Linked DNA regions of Homo sapiens: region 1 is linked to region 2. Evidence: chromatin loops called from intact Hi-C (ENCODE). Cell type or tissue: gastrocnemius medialis. All regions are shown on one strand. Each heading gives the region's core, and the rest is flanking DNA. Links, peaks and the distances in the headings are about the cores only.

Region 1 (8,327 bases), core at 59-8,058, 310 kb before region 2:
TCGGAGCCTCCAAGGCTGGGGAGGGTGGAGGGGGGAGGCAGGTCGGTGTCCCAGGCCACACCTGTTGACTAAGGGATTAGGATGTTGTGTCCCTGCCAGCCCTCCTCCAATAAGCCCCTCTGGGCCTGCAGGGAGAGGAGGAGCCTTGCCATGTAAACTGTATTTTTAGTTCCCTGTGCCTCTCCCCGGCTGCTATAAGACACCTCTCCCCACCCCCAGCCCTGGCCGCTTGGCTGGAGGCTCTGCGAGGACAGCTGGGGAGAAGGGGAGCTGTGGTCAGTATGATGGATGCTGAGGGGCTGGAGAGGAGCAGCCCTGGTGGGTGGGTTCCTGGGAGTCTGGAGCAAGCTTGGGGGTTCTGCTGCCCCATCAAGGGCCTTGAGCAGGTCCTGCAACTCCCAGGCCTCAGCCCTGCTCTGAGCCCTGGCCTGGCGCTGGTCCAGGAGGGTAGACTCTGCCAGGGAGGCACAAGCTAAGCTGGGGGTGGGGTGGGAGGGCCTGCTGGCAGGAGGGAGGCACTGCCCAGACTGGCCTCCAAAGGCTGGTTCCCAGAAGGAGGAGGAAGAGAGTAGTGAAGATCGTGGGGAGTCCTGGCTTTGAGGAGCCAGAGTTCTCCTTCTTGCCACATCTTTGATCTCCCTTGGTGGTGTCTTAAGCCCAGATTTACCAAAGGGAATTGTCAGCTGTCCAAGGGCTAGCAAATTCCTAGGTCACCTAGATTGGATTTTCTGACCATAAAAACTGTGGGCCAGGTGCACAGCTGCCTGAGGGGCTCAAACCTGTGCAGGTGGGTGCTGGAATCCCCTTTGCTATAGCGTTCTCTTTGTGTGCATGTGACCAGAGGTGAGAGTGGCTGGAGACCGAAGATGGCAGAGCCCGTCTTTCTCCACCAGACTGAGGCCCCCGACTTGCCTTGCCTGGGGAGGGTGCTCAGTGGAAGTCCTGGGATGTTCAGTCTGGACAAGAAAAGTCTTGGGTGAGCCTGCTCCTTCTCTTGTGAGGCAGACTCAGCTGGGCCTCTATATCCCCAAGGAGCAGGCGGAGCTGCCGCAAGGAAGTGCACGTGACATGGAGGCATCTTTTGGTTCGACATAAAAAAGGATTTTTAAAGCTTTAGGTAGTGAGCTCACCACTCCCAGGAGTATTCAAGCAGATGCCAGATGATGATCTGTAGGGAAAACTATGTTTAGTGGGAAATTGGACAAAATACCGTTGAAGGCCTCTTTTAGTCACAAGATACTATGGCCCTATAATTCTAGATTTCTCTGCTTCTAGCTCTCTATAAGTCTGGAATCTAGAACCCAAGTTTCTCCGGTGCTGAAAAGTTGAAGACTTTGACACTCTAGAATTTTAATTCTGGGATCTCAAGATTCCAGAATTGGGAGCCTTGAGGATGATTCTACAAGTCTCAGTTTTGGATTCAAAGGATCCTGTGATATGAAAGGGAAAAAGAGGAGGTCTGACTTGGTGGGATCCAGTTTTGCCCCACTGGGTATCAGACTAATGTGCCCTGCATTCGTGCGTGTGTGTGCGTGTGTGTAGCATGAGCGTGTAAGGCTGTAGAAAGTTTTGCACACAAAGGCAGCCTGGCTTTCCTATCATGTGTCTGCAGCTTCTCTGCCCTGGCCATAATGAAGGCTGTCACAGGGATAATAATAGCCCCCAAACAGAGCTGGTGACTCCAGGTAGCCATAGCAACTGTGAGGTAACGCTGCTCTGTTGTAGAGATGTGTGAGTACAAACAGATGTCGGTGCCTTCCCATTAGCTTAAATGGTAAAACTTAAAAGGTCCATCAACTTCAAAGCTACAGGTTTCCATGAGCATGCCAGTTAATGGGGGCGCTTGCCAAGCGGGTGATAGCTTCATATTAAACATTTCAGCATCAGTAATGGGTTGATGAGATTTTAAATGCTCAGGCCATCCCCAGACAACTCAGGAGGCCAGAGACGGGAGAAGAGCTGGGATTCGGGTAGTAATCAGCCCTGCCCTGCCCCGCACCCTCAGGGGTGTTCTGACACTCTCGGGAGGGCACAGGCCAGAGAGCATTTGAAAACCGCACATTGCGTCTCAATCTCCAGGAGTCTCAGATCTGCCTCTTGGCCTTCCCCAGCGCACCAGGCAGGGGGCCCCAGGTCAGATGTGGCACAGCTCAATGCCATCTCCTTCTTTCTGCCCTCCTCTCTCACACCCTGGACTCACCTCCAGCGAGTGACCAGCAGTAAGGGTCAAACTGCTGAGAGTCTGAGACCGGGGCAGACCCTCTCAGAGTTGTCTTTCCTTCTGAGGCTGGGCCTGGCACAGACTGGGGCCTCAGTAATGGGCTTTCAAATGAATGAATGAACAAAGGAACAAACAGATGACTGACTGACTGAATGAATGAATGAGATCCCCTTTGGCATCCCCATGGCTTCTTTTTTTCTTTTTGAGATGGAGGCTCGCTCTGTTGCCAGGCTGGAGTACAGCGATCTCGGCTCACTGCAACCTCTGCCTCCCGGGTTCAAGTGATTCTCCTGCCTCAGCCTCCCAAGTAGCTGGGACTACAGGTTCGTGCCACCATGCCCAGCTAATTTTTGTATTTTTAGTAGAGACAGGGCTTGAACATGTTAGCCAGGATAGTCTCGATCTCTTGACCTTGTGATCCACCCACCTCAGCCTCCCAAATTGCTGGGATTACAGGCGTGAGCCACCACGCCCGGCCCCCCATGGCATTTTAGCTACTTATTTTGTTACTGCTTCTTCCACTGCTAAAGAGATGGGCCTTTGGAGGTCGGCTGGCCTAGCATTTGGGGTTGACTTCTGGAATGGTCACTAGGGAAGGGGCGCCAGAGGTGCAGCCGGTGCCTCTGACCCTTTTGGTCGCTAGGAGTCAGCCGACTCAGTACACAGGACTCACTGAATGGAGACACAAGGCTCCTCCAGGGAGTGGCGGCTCATGGCAATCCTAGAATGGTCACCAGCCAGGCTTTAGAGACCCACACAGAGGGCGTTCTGACCCAAAGTTGCACTGGGGAACTCCAAGTTTGGGGATTCTTTGAATTTAACTCTTTTTCTAGCTACATTTCCTATTATTTGTCCAATTCTTACCAAACATCTCTGTTCACATTCTGAAGCTGGGATCTGACTGGCAGAGCTAGTAGATGCTGACTATTCAGATGGAGCCCTGACATTGGCTTTCTCAGCTTGGCTGTGACTGGCAGCAGGTTTGCGGGAGAACTGTGTGTCCCAGAACATGACTGGCTACACCTGCACCTCAGCAAGATTGGGGCAGGGCAGTTATCTTCAAAAAGCTGTGTAGGTGGGGCAGTCATTACTGACAAATCCAGTGCAGACCCAGGATGGCCCAAACACTGGCTTATCCTTTCTGAATCTCATCTCCCACAGCTGTAAAGCGGGGTGGTGCTCGCTACCTCACAGAGGTGTTGTAAAGATTAGATGTAATCTTGCCAAGCAGCCACTTTGTAAACTGTATAGTCTTATGCAGATGGAAGGAAGGGCCTGTGCCTACCTTGATCATAGCACTAAACAAACTGTACTGTATTTTCATTCCTCTTAGTTATCTCCCTAAAAAGACTCTGAGTTCCTTGAACACAGGAAGGTGTTTTATTTGATTTTGTTATCCTCAGCATGTAGCAGTGTCTGACACACAGTAGGTGCTCTATCACTGTGAGAGGGATGGATGGATGGGTGGAGTTACAGATGGATAGAAGGATAGATGGAGGGATGGGTGGATGATGGATGGATAGATGGATGGAGGGGGGATGATGAATGGAGGGATAATGAGTGGATGAATGAGGGAATGGGTGGATGGATGGATGGAGGGATGGAGGAACAGATAGATAGATGGAGGGATGGGTGGGTGATGGATGGATAGATGGATGGAGGGAGGGATGATGAATGGAGGGATAATGAATGGATGAATGAGGGGATGGGTGGATGGATGAATGGAGGGATGATGGGTGGATGAATGAATTGAGGGATGGATGGATGAACACATGGATGGATGGATAGATGGATAGATGGAGGAACTGGTGGATTTTGGATGGATGGGTGGATGGATAGATGAATGAATGCCTGGATAGACAAAGAGATGATGGATAGATGAATAGATGAATTAAGGGATGTCGGATAGATGGAGGGATTGATAGATGTTGGATGGATGGGTGGTGGATGGATAGATGAGTGAATGCATGGATAGACAAAGAGATGATGGATGGATGAATTAAGGGATGACAGATGGATGGATGGATGAGTAACTGGATGGACAAGTGGATAAATGGATAGATGGTTGAATACCTGAATGGATTGAAGGAGGATGCATGGATGTAAGATAAGGCTAATCATCCTCCACTCTCTTTCTTTGCAAAACCATCCACCCATTTACTCAATAAACATTTATTCAGTTCAAACTTGGCACAAAGCACCATGTGAGGCCCAAGAGATACGTGGGTTAATAAAACAGAGCTCCTGCCCTCCTGAAAACTGCAAAGAAAGGGGCGTGGCTTCCTGAGTTCAAATCCCAACTCTGCCAGCGACTAGTTGTACATCAGTGATGTTTCCCTACTTTCTCTCAATTAAATAGGGATAATGTCAGTACCTATCACATTGGGAGGTCTTGCGGGGATTAAATGAGTTACCAAATGCCAAGTGTTTGGGACAGGGCCTGGCACCCAGCAAAGTCTCTTGTGAGTGCTGGCTGCTATTATCCTAATGGAGAAGATGGCATGAAAACCAGGAAATAGGATGCCCTTTGGGAAGCAATGCAACAGGAACTTACACAAAGAAAGGAAAGGAGGAAGCAATTAGTGGTGTCTCAAAGGAGTATGTCAAGAAAAACTTTTCAGAGGGAAACCTTTGAGCAGGGTCATGAAAACAGGAGTTCTCTAAGAGATTGTGGACTTGCCTGGGACCACCTGGCTATAAGCACAAAACCATCCGGTTCCTTTCTGTCACTTCTGGCTGGGTGAGGGGTCTCTGGCAAAGGGGCAGAAGGTGCGTGAGAGGTTGCGAATGGCCAGGACTGTCCTGGGGCCAGCCGGGGCACCTGGTGGCCAAGCTTAGAAACATGACAGGTCCTCTTGGGAGGGCTGACCGCAGGGAGCGTTGGGTTTCAGGCTGCTGGCGTCGGCTTCTGTGGTGCCCTTTCTGTCGGCTATGAGAGTCCAGACAGTGCCCAACCTCCTCCCCTTCTTTCCACACGCACAACCACCCCACCCCCTGTGGCCTGAGCTGTCCTGCCTCGCCACAATGGCACCTGCCCTAAAATAGCTTCCCATGTGAGGGCTAGAGAAAGGAAAAGATTAGACCCTCCCTGGATGAGAGAGAGAAAGTGAAGGAGGGCAGGGGAGGGGGACAGCGAGCCATTGAGCGATCTTTGTCAAGCATCCCAGAAGGTATAAAAACGCCCTTGGGACCAGGCAGCCTCAAACCCCAGCTGTTGGGGCCAGGACACCCAGTGAGCCCATACTTGCTCTTTTTGTCTTCTTCAGACTGCGCCATGGGGCTCAGCGACGGGGAATGGCAGTTGGTGCTGAACGTCTGGGGGAAGGTGGAGGCTGACATCCCAGGCCATGGGCAGGAAGTCCTCATCAGGTAAAAGGAAGAGATTCCATTGCCCCTGCCACCCACACCCTAAGATCAAGGGTGTTCAGCTGCAAGGTGGAAAGTTTGCACGTGGGGTAGGTCAGTTGGCTGCATTAGTTAAGGGTGTTAGAACGGTCACTTGCTTTTTCTTTGCTTTTAAGTGTCAGGGATTGGACTCAGGAGAGGGAAAGGAGCCATTTCAGGCTGATGTCAGCAGCTGGAGGAAGCATGAGAATCAAACCTAGGATGCTCAGAGTCCACCAGGAAGAATTTTAGAATTATAGACAGTCAGAGTTAACAAGGGTCCTGAGAGATTTTGTACAGCCACCTCTCTTACAGGATGAGGACAAAAAGGGACTGAGAAGGGGAGGACATTTCCAGAGTCACAGCTCATTAAATGCTCTTAAAGTGTCAAGGTTAAGACATGCTCTTCAAGGGGAGACAGATCTGGTTCTAGACTTGGCTCTGCCACTGAGCCACTGGGTGACCTTTGGGAAAGTACTCAACCTCTCGGAGCCTCAATTTCCTCTCCTGTACAGTGAGGGGATATCCTAATATCTATATCCTAGAGGAGATGTGAGAATTAAATAAAATAATGCATGCAAGAGGCCTGGCATGGTTCCTGGCATATACTGAGTCCTAGAAATGTTAGTAGCTATTACTGATGAAGCCCAGGCTAGGGACCTTTCAAAGCATTGCAATTAGAGAACAGAAGATAGAGGCTCATTAGTGACCTTCGATGTTGAGTATGTCTCTAGTTTGAGAGGTCTGAATGATGTGGTCTGCAAGTATATCCTGCCTTCTACCACAAGGGATTCCAGAATACACCAAAGAAAACAAAATTCTGAGGTTTGTAAATAGAGGGTGGCTGTGGTTTGTACATAGAAGCTCATCTCCTCGTTGCCTTCTATCCCAAAGGTGATACACTCTTCTCTTGGCCCCTTCCCTCACCATTCTGAGCTGGTTCCCTCAGAAGTCTAATAGGTTAAGAATCAACGTTTCTGCCAACGGGAGGAAGGAAGTGGGCGCCGGGGTTGCCACAAGTGAATGGATTGTCTTTGGCACTTTAATTTGCAGATTAATTTCTCCTTATTTGTGAGCCAGAGCCAATTTTCCTCTTCCACTCCGTCGTCCTTTGGGTCTCCCTTGGGCTTTACCCATTTCCAGCTTCCGTCTACCTCGGGAGCATGGCTGGTCCTGGAAGCTCCGTTATCTAAAATTTGAGCCGTTGGTGATCCGTGCTAGAAACACTTGAGGAAGAAGAGTTGAGTTTTCTGTTGACTGTAATGGCATCGTAGTGTGTTTATGTCTTTCTTCTCCTGTCCCTGTCATCTGGCTGCAACAGGCCCTGTTGGATTGCACAAAGTGCTCCCCCGACCAACACACACACACAAATTGACATCAACTCCTGGGCCACAGATATGCCATGTGACCTTGGACAAGTCTCTCCACCTCTGGGCCTTATTTCTCTGCTGGTTGAGCGAAGGGATTGTCTTCCATGGTCTCCGAGATCCCGTCCCACGCTCATGCCCTAGAATTCTCTGAGTCCTTGATGCACTTTTGCCTTTGGCGAGGAGGCAGGACAGTCAGGCGTGGAGGTAGGAGACCAGAGTTTGCAGAGCAGAGGTCTTTCCAAGGTGATTTGGGAGCTGCCAGACCTAAGGCAGTGACTTGTACGTCTTGAAAGAGACTCAGGGTGTTGCATCATCAGGGAGGATCACGGAGGTTTGCCGGGGGCCGGGAGCCAGGGATAAGACATAATGCCTAGGGTTGCTGGTCCCTGAAAGGTCCCAGAGGCCTGGTGCCCTGTCACGTCTTAGGTTGTGGGACATGCAGAGACTGTGCCAGCTGGTTCTGCCCTCTCAGTATTTGGGGTACAGGGAGGATGGCCTCCCTGGGGGCAGGGTGGAGGAGGCTCATGCCCAGGACTGCAAATGCCACCCGTGAGAGTTGGCATCTTGACTTTGTTCTAGATACTGACTCTGGATTTTCTAACTGACCTTGAAAGGTTATGTCTCCAATCTTCTGATTGTAAAAGAGGGCAAATTCCATGAAGCCCAGTCTGTAAAACACTGAGGCCTTCACTGCACGTACACAAACATAAAATTCTAGAACACAGAAGCTGGAAGGTCACTTGGAGATTCTGGCTCCAGGAGTGGGGCTTCGGAAGGGAGGGGGCTGCTGAGTGGGCTCCACACCCCTGTTTTTCCTTTCTTTACTCAAACCTTTTTTGTTTTATTTACTTTGGCTGTTTTGGGGAGCGGGGGGAACAAAGGATTTCAAGGTCATAAAATGTTTGAAAATCACCAGTGGTGGTCACTACTTCTCATTACAGGGAGGAACTGGGCCTGAGAGTCTCCACCGGTTAATGGCAGCCACAGGCAGGACCAAAAATTCCTGGGTGATGGTGATGATAATGATAATGATAATGATAATGGTAGAGATGATGAGGAGGAGAAAGACAGCAACCATTTATTCAGCACATACTGATTGCTGGGCTCTGTTTAAGTGTTTCACTCACTGAAGCCTGACAACAATCTTATGAGGTAGATATGATTATGATCACCACATTTAACAGAGAGGTTAAGTAACTTACGCCAAGTCACACAGCAAGTAAGAAAGGAGCTGGAATTCAAATTCAGGCAGCTTGGATCCAGAATCCTTGCTCCTTTTTTTTTTTTTTGAGATGGAGTCTTGCTGGGATTACAGGTGCATGCCACCATGCCTGGCTAATTTTTGTATTTTT
Region 2 (8,327 bases), core at 16-8,015:
AGGTTCCTCTAGAATCTCACAGAGAGCTTCTTTACCTAGGAAGCAAACGCTCCATTACTAACAGGTCACCTGGCCCTCCTGTACCCTTCTGAGGCACCCACAGAAGGGACCGATGCCGAGCCACCCAGCAGAACTACCCCAAAGAGAGGTGATGATTCATGCAAGGTACCAGCACAGTAAGGTATCAGCACGGCAAGGTATCAGCACGGTACGGGCCCAAAATAAACACTCAGCAAGTGGTGGTGGTTCTTTTTAAAAAAAGTTGAGGCGAAAGTCACATAAAATAAAACTAACCATTTTACCATGTATAATTCAGTGGCATTTGGTACACCTGTAATACTGAATACAACCACCACCACCTCTATTCAGTTCCACGAAATTTTCACTTTGTGGCAGTTCCTAGGGTAAGATTTCCAGGCCGGGAGTCGGCTGCAGAGTTCTGGAAGCCTGTCAGGGCCATGGCCGGGACCACTGGCTGCAGGTCTGCATGGTAGCAAGCACCGGGCTTGGCAGCCTTTTGTGAACTGTAGTGTGGGAGGCACTAATTGGTATTACATGAATGATGAACGCAGGAACTCGCAATGCCAGCACCTTTGTAAACGGTCTTTAGGAAAGGGAGGTGCCGCATGGCCTGTTTTCTGTTCTCTGCGCCTTCCTAGATGCTATCTTCACGCGTCAACCACGTGCACACAGGAAATTTTGTGCCCTGTTTCTTGCAGGTAACGTTCCATTACACACATCACTCTGGCTGGTATGTATTGTGACTACATGGAGGACTGTGTGATAAGACAGGCTTTGCTCCGCCTTTTAAGGGTGAGACCCTGTTCTGACACAGGGCACTACCCAAGGTTCCCTCCCCTGCAAGTGTCACATGCAAAGTACTCATCCGCCTGCTGCAGCCACCCTGCCGGCCTTGGCACACCTGCTGGCTGATGGGCCAGGCACTTGAGCACAGTGCTGCCGGCTGTCTATTATCTGTCAGGAGTGTGTGCCAGAGTAGGCATGTAGAACTTGTTATTCCACGTGATGTCACGCTGTCCTGCAAGGGAGGCTCTCTCCTCACGGCTGTGCCCCGGCTCGGGGAGGGTGGGTGACTCTTCGCTTGCTACACGGCTATTTGTAAGCCAAGCCGGTTCCAGGCACTGGGATACCATGGTGGACTCGGTGGGCATGGTCCCTGCTTTAAGGTGCCCAAAAGAAGCCACAGTGCCTGCTAAACCCAGTCTGCCGGAGGACAGAGGAGGGCAGTTTCTGCGGGACTGGACAGGGCCCTCTTCTAGCCAGGCTGGCTCAACCAACACTAAAACTGTGGCTCTGAGACCTTGGTTTTGCAATTGGCCCAACTTCAGTTCTACCCTCAGGTCCTGAGCCAGACGGATGCCAGGGTGGCCCAGGACACATGCCAGGCGGCTGAGGCAGAGGGCGGTTGCTTTACCCCTAGATCAGGCCTGGAGGAGGGGATGAGGAAAGCTCCTCTGACAGGGCTGAGAGACAGAGTTGTCCATCCTGTGAAGGTTTACTGAGTGTGGCTTCTTTGTACCACACCCCTGCCCTTGGGGGTTCCACACTTATAGAGCCACCTGGGAAGAACAGAGCGGGCCAAACAAGTGTCCCTCTGAGCAGAGGGCCGTGCCCTGCTTTGGAGGGTTTTGGGGCGGGGGTTAGTCATGTCAGTCAGTGTTAACCTACAGAACCTGCTCCTCTGCCACAGGCCACATCTCAGCAAGCCCCAGTCACACAGGCCAGAGGATTAGTGTCATCTCCCTCCCTAGCCACACCTAAAGGCCACGAAGTCCTGCCAAGTCAGCTCCCAAATCTCTGTCCATCACACCATCCCCTCTGCCACTGCCCCTGCCCCAGCCCGGCCACCATCCTCCCGCTAGACTACCGCCTCAGCTTCTTCCCTCCTCCTGCCTCCCTCCTCCCACCCATTCTCCACACTGTCCAGAAGGAACTTTCTGAAACCTGAAAATGACAGTGTCCTTCCTGCCCAAATCCTTCCGTGTCTCCCTAGTCTTCGACCTGGCCTGCATGCCCTTCCACAATAATAATATTTTAACTTCCCAAGTTATATGCCATAGAATATCAAGCAGCATTAGCTGTTCACATGAAGAATGAGATTTAATTTTAACACACTGTAAGGTGTGCATTATTGCCCTCATCTCATGAGGAAACTGAAGCACAGAGAGATCACCAACTTGCAAAGGGCACACAGAGGTAAGGGCGGGGCAGCCGCTGACGCTGTGGCGCAGGTGCCTGAGGCTTCTGTGCCATCCGCATCTCTCAGCAGGGGCGGGGAACACTGTTTTCCCAGAAGTGTCCTTCCTGACCACACAGGGAGTTGGCCCTCTCCTCCCTGAGCTCCACCGGCAGGCCTCTCAGTGGTCCCCACCATCAGATCCTCTTCTGTCCCCAGTACCCCCTGAAAACGATGGGCACCTCTCATCTCCTGGAGGAGGGAACATCAGTGTTTCAGGAGAGGCTGTGGTTGTTTTGGAAAGGCAAGTAAGTGGCTTTTAAAGGGAAGCGGGGACATTGATAAATAAGAGAAATCCCATACCCGGCAATCAGGTGGGAGCAGAAGGACCCCCCGCCCCCACCCCGTGCATGAGTCTGATGTGACCCAAGCAGTGCAGGCAAGCTCCTGAGCCATGAGTGGCAGCAGGCAGTAGTGGGCAGAGCCAATCAGAAGACGGAGGTTTTCTGCGGGGTGGGAGGGGATATGTGGCCTAAACGAGAAAGGGGAGAGGAAGAGGAGGAGGAGACAAAATCGGGACAAGGCAGATCTGAGCAATTCCAGTACAAGACAGCTGTTGGGAGGCTGTGGGACATCTGCCCAGACCATCACTTGCCAACCCCTTCTAGGTTCCTCCAGGTTCCTCCAGGTCCAGGTGTGGACAACAGGATTGCGGTGAATCATGTGGATTTCCTTCAGATGCCCACAGGGTAGGCATATTCCATCAGGGCAGAATTTTAAACCCACAGGAACCTGGCAATATTTGCTTTGTTTTTGTTCTTCACCACAGAAGTAATTCAGCTTGCTATTTTAAGAAGGGGGAATAAAAACACGGACAGTGGTTGCCAGTTACCAAGAGAATGACAACTGATTCCCCGACCTCGGAGCTGTAACCTTCAAGGGCCTCCGGGTAGCAGCTGTGCTCTTGTCTTCCAGCTCCTGACAGAACCGGGCCCTGCAATCCTCCACCTGTCATCAGGCGGCTTTGCAGTTGTTTATGGCTGGCAAGCCTGTGGCTTCGGATCACTGGGCACCTGTGCGTCCTTACAGCAGTCTGTCCTCTCCCTATTGGGTCTGGTGCAGATACCACCTCCCTGGAGGGCTCCAGATAATCTGCCTGGCATGATGGCAAGACCCACCTGCCCCTCATGGAGATGAGGGTGGAGTGGGACGAGTCTGGCCTGACCTAACTCATAGAATGTGGGCAAAGATCCAGCCCCTCTGAGTCTCTGTTTTTGCACCCGTAAAATCAGGATAAGACTGCCTGCCTCACAGGATGTTGTGACCTTGCAGCCAGACAATGTCAGTATGACATCAGGAAAGGCTAGCAATGAGTAACCGAGCTACAATGACTATGACTTGGGCCAAGAGAAAGAATGAGTAGTCACCAAAGACACGCCACACCACGGGCAGGATCAGAGATGGGGGCCATGGTATGGTATCACCCCTTTCTTTCTTTTTTTTTTTTGAGACAGTCTCGTTCTGTCACCCAGGTTGGAGTACAGTGGCACGATCTTGGCTCACTGCAACCTCTGCCTCCCGGGTTTAAGCGATTCTCCTGCCTCAGCCTCCCGAGTAGCTGGGATTACAGGTACCTGCCAACACACCTGGCTAAGTTTTGTATTTTTAGTAGAGATGGGGCTTCACCATGTTGGTCAGGCTGGTCTCGAACTCCTGACCTCAAGTGATCCACCCGCCTTGGCCTCCCAAAGTGCTGGGATTACAGGTGTGAGCCACTGCCCACTGTGTCCGGCCAGTATCACCCCTTTCCACACCAGCCTTCTGGGAAGCAGCCTGGAGCCCGCTCGCTCCCATCCTGCACATTCCAACAGTCTCATGATCACTGAGACAGCTCTGGCTCAAGCTGCCACCTCCCCAGGCCTGCACTGTCACCTCCACGCTCTACTCAAACATAACTCCAAGCACAACTTCCTCTGTTTAAACATTGTCCATCACCCTCACTGCCTGAGGATCAAAAGCCTGAACTCTCCAGGGGCTGGCGTCAGCCACAGTCAGCTGTACCCCCTTCCTCTATGTGGCTTGCCCTCTCACGCCTCTGAGCTTCTGTCTGCAATGCCATTCCTCATTCAGTCAGGCTCATCCAGTTCACATGCTCATCTGGCACTCAGCATGCACCAGGCATGGGACTAATAAGCACGTCACACCCTCAGTCACCCGTCACCACAACCTTTAAGACAGAGGATGAATAAACTCAGGGGCATGGAGAAGGCAGCAATTTGCCTGCAGTCACACAGTTTGTGAGATGCACAGCAGATTCAAAGCCAGAGAAGTCTGGTTCTCAAGTCCATATTCATAACCACGATGCTATGTGCTTCTCAAACATTCTCAACACCTGTCCAGGCTACAGGGAGACGTCAGTGAGCAAATCCAGCAAGGTCCTGCCCCAGTGGTGGTTTACAGTCCAGTGGGAGGCCACAACTGACAATTCCAAAAGGTCGTTTCCATGGCAGGAAAGACCAGGTGCTGAGACAGTGCCAGGTGTGCTGATGAAGAGGAGGAATGAGTCAGCTGAACTCCTGAACTCCCCTTGTCTTTTTTTTTTTTTTTTGAGACGGAGTCTTGTTCTGTCGCCCAGGCTGGAGTACAGTGGTGCGATCTCGGCTCACTGCAACTTCCGTCTCCTGGGTTTAAGCAATTCTCTGCCTCAGCCCCCAAAGTAGCTGGGATTACAGGCGCCCGCCTAATTTTTTTTTGTATTTTTAGTAGAGATGAGGTTTCACCACCTTGGCCAGGCTGGTCTTGAACTCCTGACCTTGTGATCCACCCGCCTCGGCCTCCCAAAGTGCTGGGATTACAGGCGTGAGCCACCGTGCCCAGCCGAACTCCCCTCATCTTCTAAGCCCCACCCAGGGTTGGCTCCTCAGTGGTGCCTCCTTCTGGGTAGACCGTGTCACTCCTCATCCTGCACCATGACAATAACAACATCATGGAGAACAATGACAGCCATCATTCAGTGAAGAAGTGTCAGCCTGTGCAGGATGCTCGGAGGACCTCCATTTGTGTCACCTCCCCACATCCCCAACTGTCGTGGGGGCAGCCAATGTGCAGAGGTTTGTGACTTGCTAGATGCAAAGCCAGGCCTGCGTGCTCCAAACTTGTGTGCTCTCCACTCTGCTCTGTCCCTGTGAAGACTGCCTCTGCCTGCCTGGGGCAGACCTTCTGGGGCCCACCTTCTGGTGCAACAGAGCAGAGGGGGGCATTACATACTTTTGGAATGACCGACTGAGGCTCTGCACTGCCTAGGTGCTCAGTTCGATGCTGACTGCCCCTGCCTACCCTGCCTTCCCAGAACAACAATCACTGTATTTCACTGATTAGCCACCAGGCTAAGGACAGAACAAGAAAGAGTCTGGCTGTTTTGAGACATCGTGGAGCTGTCAAACCCACCCTGAAACTGCCAACCTTCAGGCTTCTTGCTAGGTAAACAAAGTGCGTTGTTGTGGTGGTTTCAGACTCTGCTGGTTGCGTTTCCTGTTACCTGCAGCTCAAAGTATTCGTGATTAATATTCCTCTTTAAGGAGTGAGGTCCAGCTGCCCTGGCCTTCCCACGGGACTGCTCCGCGGTGGACAACTACGGCATGGACCTGAAGGCACCGGGCTCCACTGAAGCCCTCGGGAGCCGGCACTGAGACCTGGCCCAGTCCTTCCTCCCACTCCCACTCACCAGCTCAGCTGATCGCCCGCAGCCACCCCATCACCCTCCTCAGGCTTCTGTGCTTCTGAACACACTGCCCTTCTTCCAGGAAGAAATGTGCTCCTCCCCACCTCAACTCGTGCTCCTAAGCCCAGATCAAAGGTCAGGTCTCCTGGTGGAGTCTGCCCTGACACCCCCCACCCCGCCAGGGCCTATTCCTTCCAGCTAGCAGCCAGTAGCATTTTCCACAGACCACAACTCTAAGCACTGCTTAGTGGAGTGATTAAAATAACTCTGTTGGGCGATCTCTTTGTTTCTACATCTCTCTCTCCCAGGAGTCTGTGAGCTCTTTAAGGGTGGCGGTTATAGCTCACAAATGGACTAACTGTCTACCCCAGATGGGACCTGGGCCATGATAAACCTGCAGTACCTGTTTGCTGAATGACTGAATGAAAGATGAGGCTGTATTCACCAGCACAATAAACCTTTATAACAGTGTAAATGAAACACCTCCACACTTGGGCACTCATTGATCCCTTACTAGCTATTGTGTGGAAATCCTAATCCTTCTTCCAACTTGCAATCCTCTGAATACATTTTTTTTTTGAGACAGAGTCTCACTGTTGCCCAGGCTGGAGTGCAGTGGCACGATCTCGGCTCACTGCAACCTCCAACTACTGGGTTGAAGTTCACCTGCCTCACTCGGCCTCCCGAGTAGCTGGGACTACAGGCGTGTGCCACCATGCCCAGCTAATTTTTGTATTTTTAGTAGAGACAGGGTTTCACCACATTGGCCAGGATGGTCTCGATCTCTTGACCTCGTGATCCACCCGTCTTGGCCTCCCAAAGTGCTGGGATTACAGGCGTGAGCCACCGTGACCCTTTGAATACTTTTAAAAAGTACCACGTCCCTCCTTAATCTGTCCTCCAACATCCTCAGGACCTGTGACCACTCCACTCTGATAATGATCTCCAGAGCCTTCACCCTATTCTGACCGACCCCTCTGGATATAGGCCAGCCATGCTGTCCATCTGGAAATGCAGTGTGGGAACCCACACGCCACATTTACCTGTCCTTGCTAGATACTGTATTTCTATTACTGTACTCAGTGACTATGTGAAATTTTTATTAACCCTACCATGTGGAGCTGACTCCAATAGTTGTGGAAGATGCTCCCCCTGGGCTCACAGCATTTAGCTTTTCTAGACCCCCTTGCAGCCAGAAGTAGCCCTGGGACTTCTGGCCACAGAGATGGAAGCGGGTGTCTCTTGGGCGGCTCCTGGGGAAGGTTTTGCTTTCTTGGTAACAGAGACACAGACAGTTGGTACTTTCACCTGTGCTTCCTACCGTGAGAATGCAAGCACGAGGATGAAACCAATGTGGTCAAGAAGGTTAGGCAGAAATACAGAAGAAGCCACTACTGAACGAATTCATTCTAGATGGACACAGATGTTGTCACTCAAAGGGAAACCCAGCAGGTCTCTCAGTTCTCTCTCTTTTTTTTTTTTTTTTTGAGATGGAGTCTCACTCTGTTGCCCAGGCTGGAGTGCTGTGGCACGATCTTGGCTCACTGCAACTTCCGCCTCACCGGTTCAAGCGATTCTCCTGTCTCAGCCTCCAGGGTAGCTGGGATTACAGGCGCCCACCACCACATCCAGCTAATGTTTGTATTTTTAGTAAAGATGGGGTTTTACCATGTTGGCCAGGCTGGTCTTGAACTCCTGACCTCAGGCGATCTGCCTGTCTTGGCCTCCCAAAGTGCTGGGATTACAGGTGTGAGCCACTGCGCCTGGCCTCTTTCAGTTCTAAGGGGGAATCGGTGAGATGGAAAAGTTGGGAGGATGGGATGCAGACACAGACAAATCCTGCCCAGACTCCAGCACCTACCAGCTGTGTGAGCCTGGGTAACTCCTCGGCCTCTCTGTGCCTCAGTTCCTCCTCTACAGAATAAAGATGACCAAAGCACTCACCTTCCAGGGATGTGTGAGGAGGAGTGTATACATTTCAAGCACCAAAATAAATGCTATCCTCTACAAACATATCAACCACAACATGATTGAGAATTTCAAGCACCCCATAAGAGATTTTTAAATCACAAATATGCAGAAGCTATTTTTTTTTCAGCCAGAAACTTGTCTTGAAAACTATTTTCCAAAGGAATAACTCTTTCCAGACCCAGCGTGGAAAGTTCCATCCATCTCCTAATTTGCTGAGCCACCCTTCCTCAAAACCCTGGCTGCCTCTCCCCTGTATTTTTTTTAACCATAAACCACAAGAGAAACCCTAAAATACCTTACAGAGGGTATTGCTTCCGCAACCCACAATGTTAAAGTCGATGTAACTAACTATAGTACCTAACAAAAGGAAATGTCAGTGAGATAAAGAAAGGTTTTCTAAAACTCCCCAGGTAAGAAGTGAGGCTGTGAAGGCAGAGG

What was found. Peaks named below come from ENCODE experiments on the same cell type or tissue, not always from the same donor. Only the 100,000 strongest peaks of a DNase experiment are listed, where the experiment ranks them.
Region 1: a loop joins it to region 2, with 5 times the contacts of the local background. A loop is called at or near these places in 2 of 110 quality-filtered maps.

Annotation. Positions count from the first base shown.
Region 1 is chr22:35,614,426-35,622,752 of GRCh38, reverse strand. MB (myoglobin) reads left to right here and starts at 5,424. Exons shown (of 3, transcript NM_005368.3): 1 at 5,424-5,590. The coding sequence starts at 5,496. RefSeq lists an enhancer at 170-685. In gastrocnemius medialis, for the core only: a CTCF peak has its summit at 5,014 (motif pointing left); DNase peaks (open chromatin) are centred at 1,652, 3,192, 5,132, 7,292 and 3 weaker places; H3K4me3 peaks cover 4,501 bases; H3K27ac peaks cover 8,000 bases.
Region 2 is chr22:35,308,722-35,317,048 of GRCh38, reverse strand. The region is part of intron 1 of TOM1 (target of myb1 membrane trafficking protein); the gene reads right to left. Among named protein-coding and RNA genes, the nearest start is that of TOM1, 13 kb to the right of the region's middle. RefSeq lists enhancers at 3,099-3,198, 5,648-5,927 and a silencer at 7,744-7,813. In gastrocnemius medialis, for the core only: no CTCF peak of the experiment used is centred there; DNase peaks (open chromatin) are centred at 948, 2,688, 3,198, 4,368 and 7 weaker places; H3K4me3 peaks cover 1,925 bases; H3K27ac peaks cover 7,203 bases.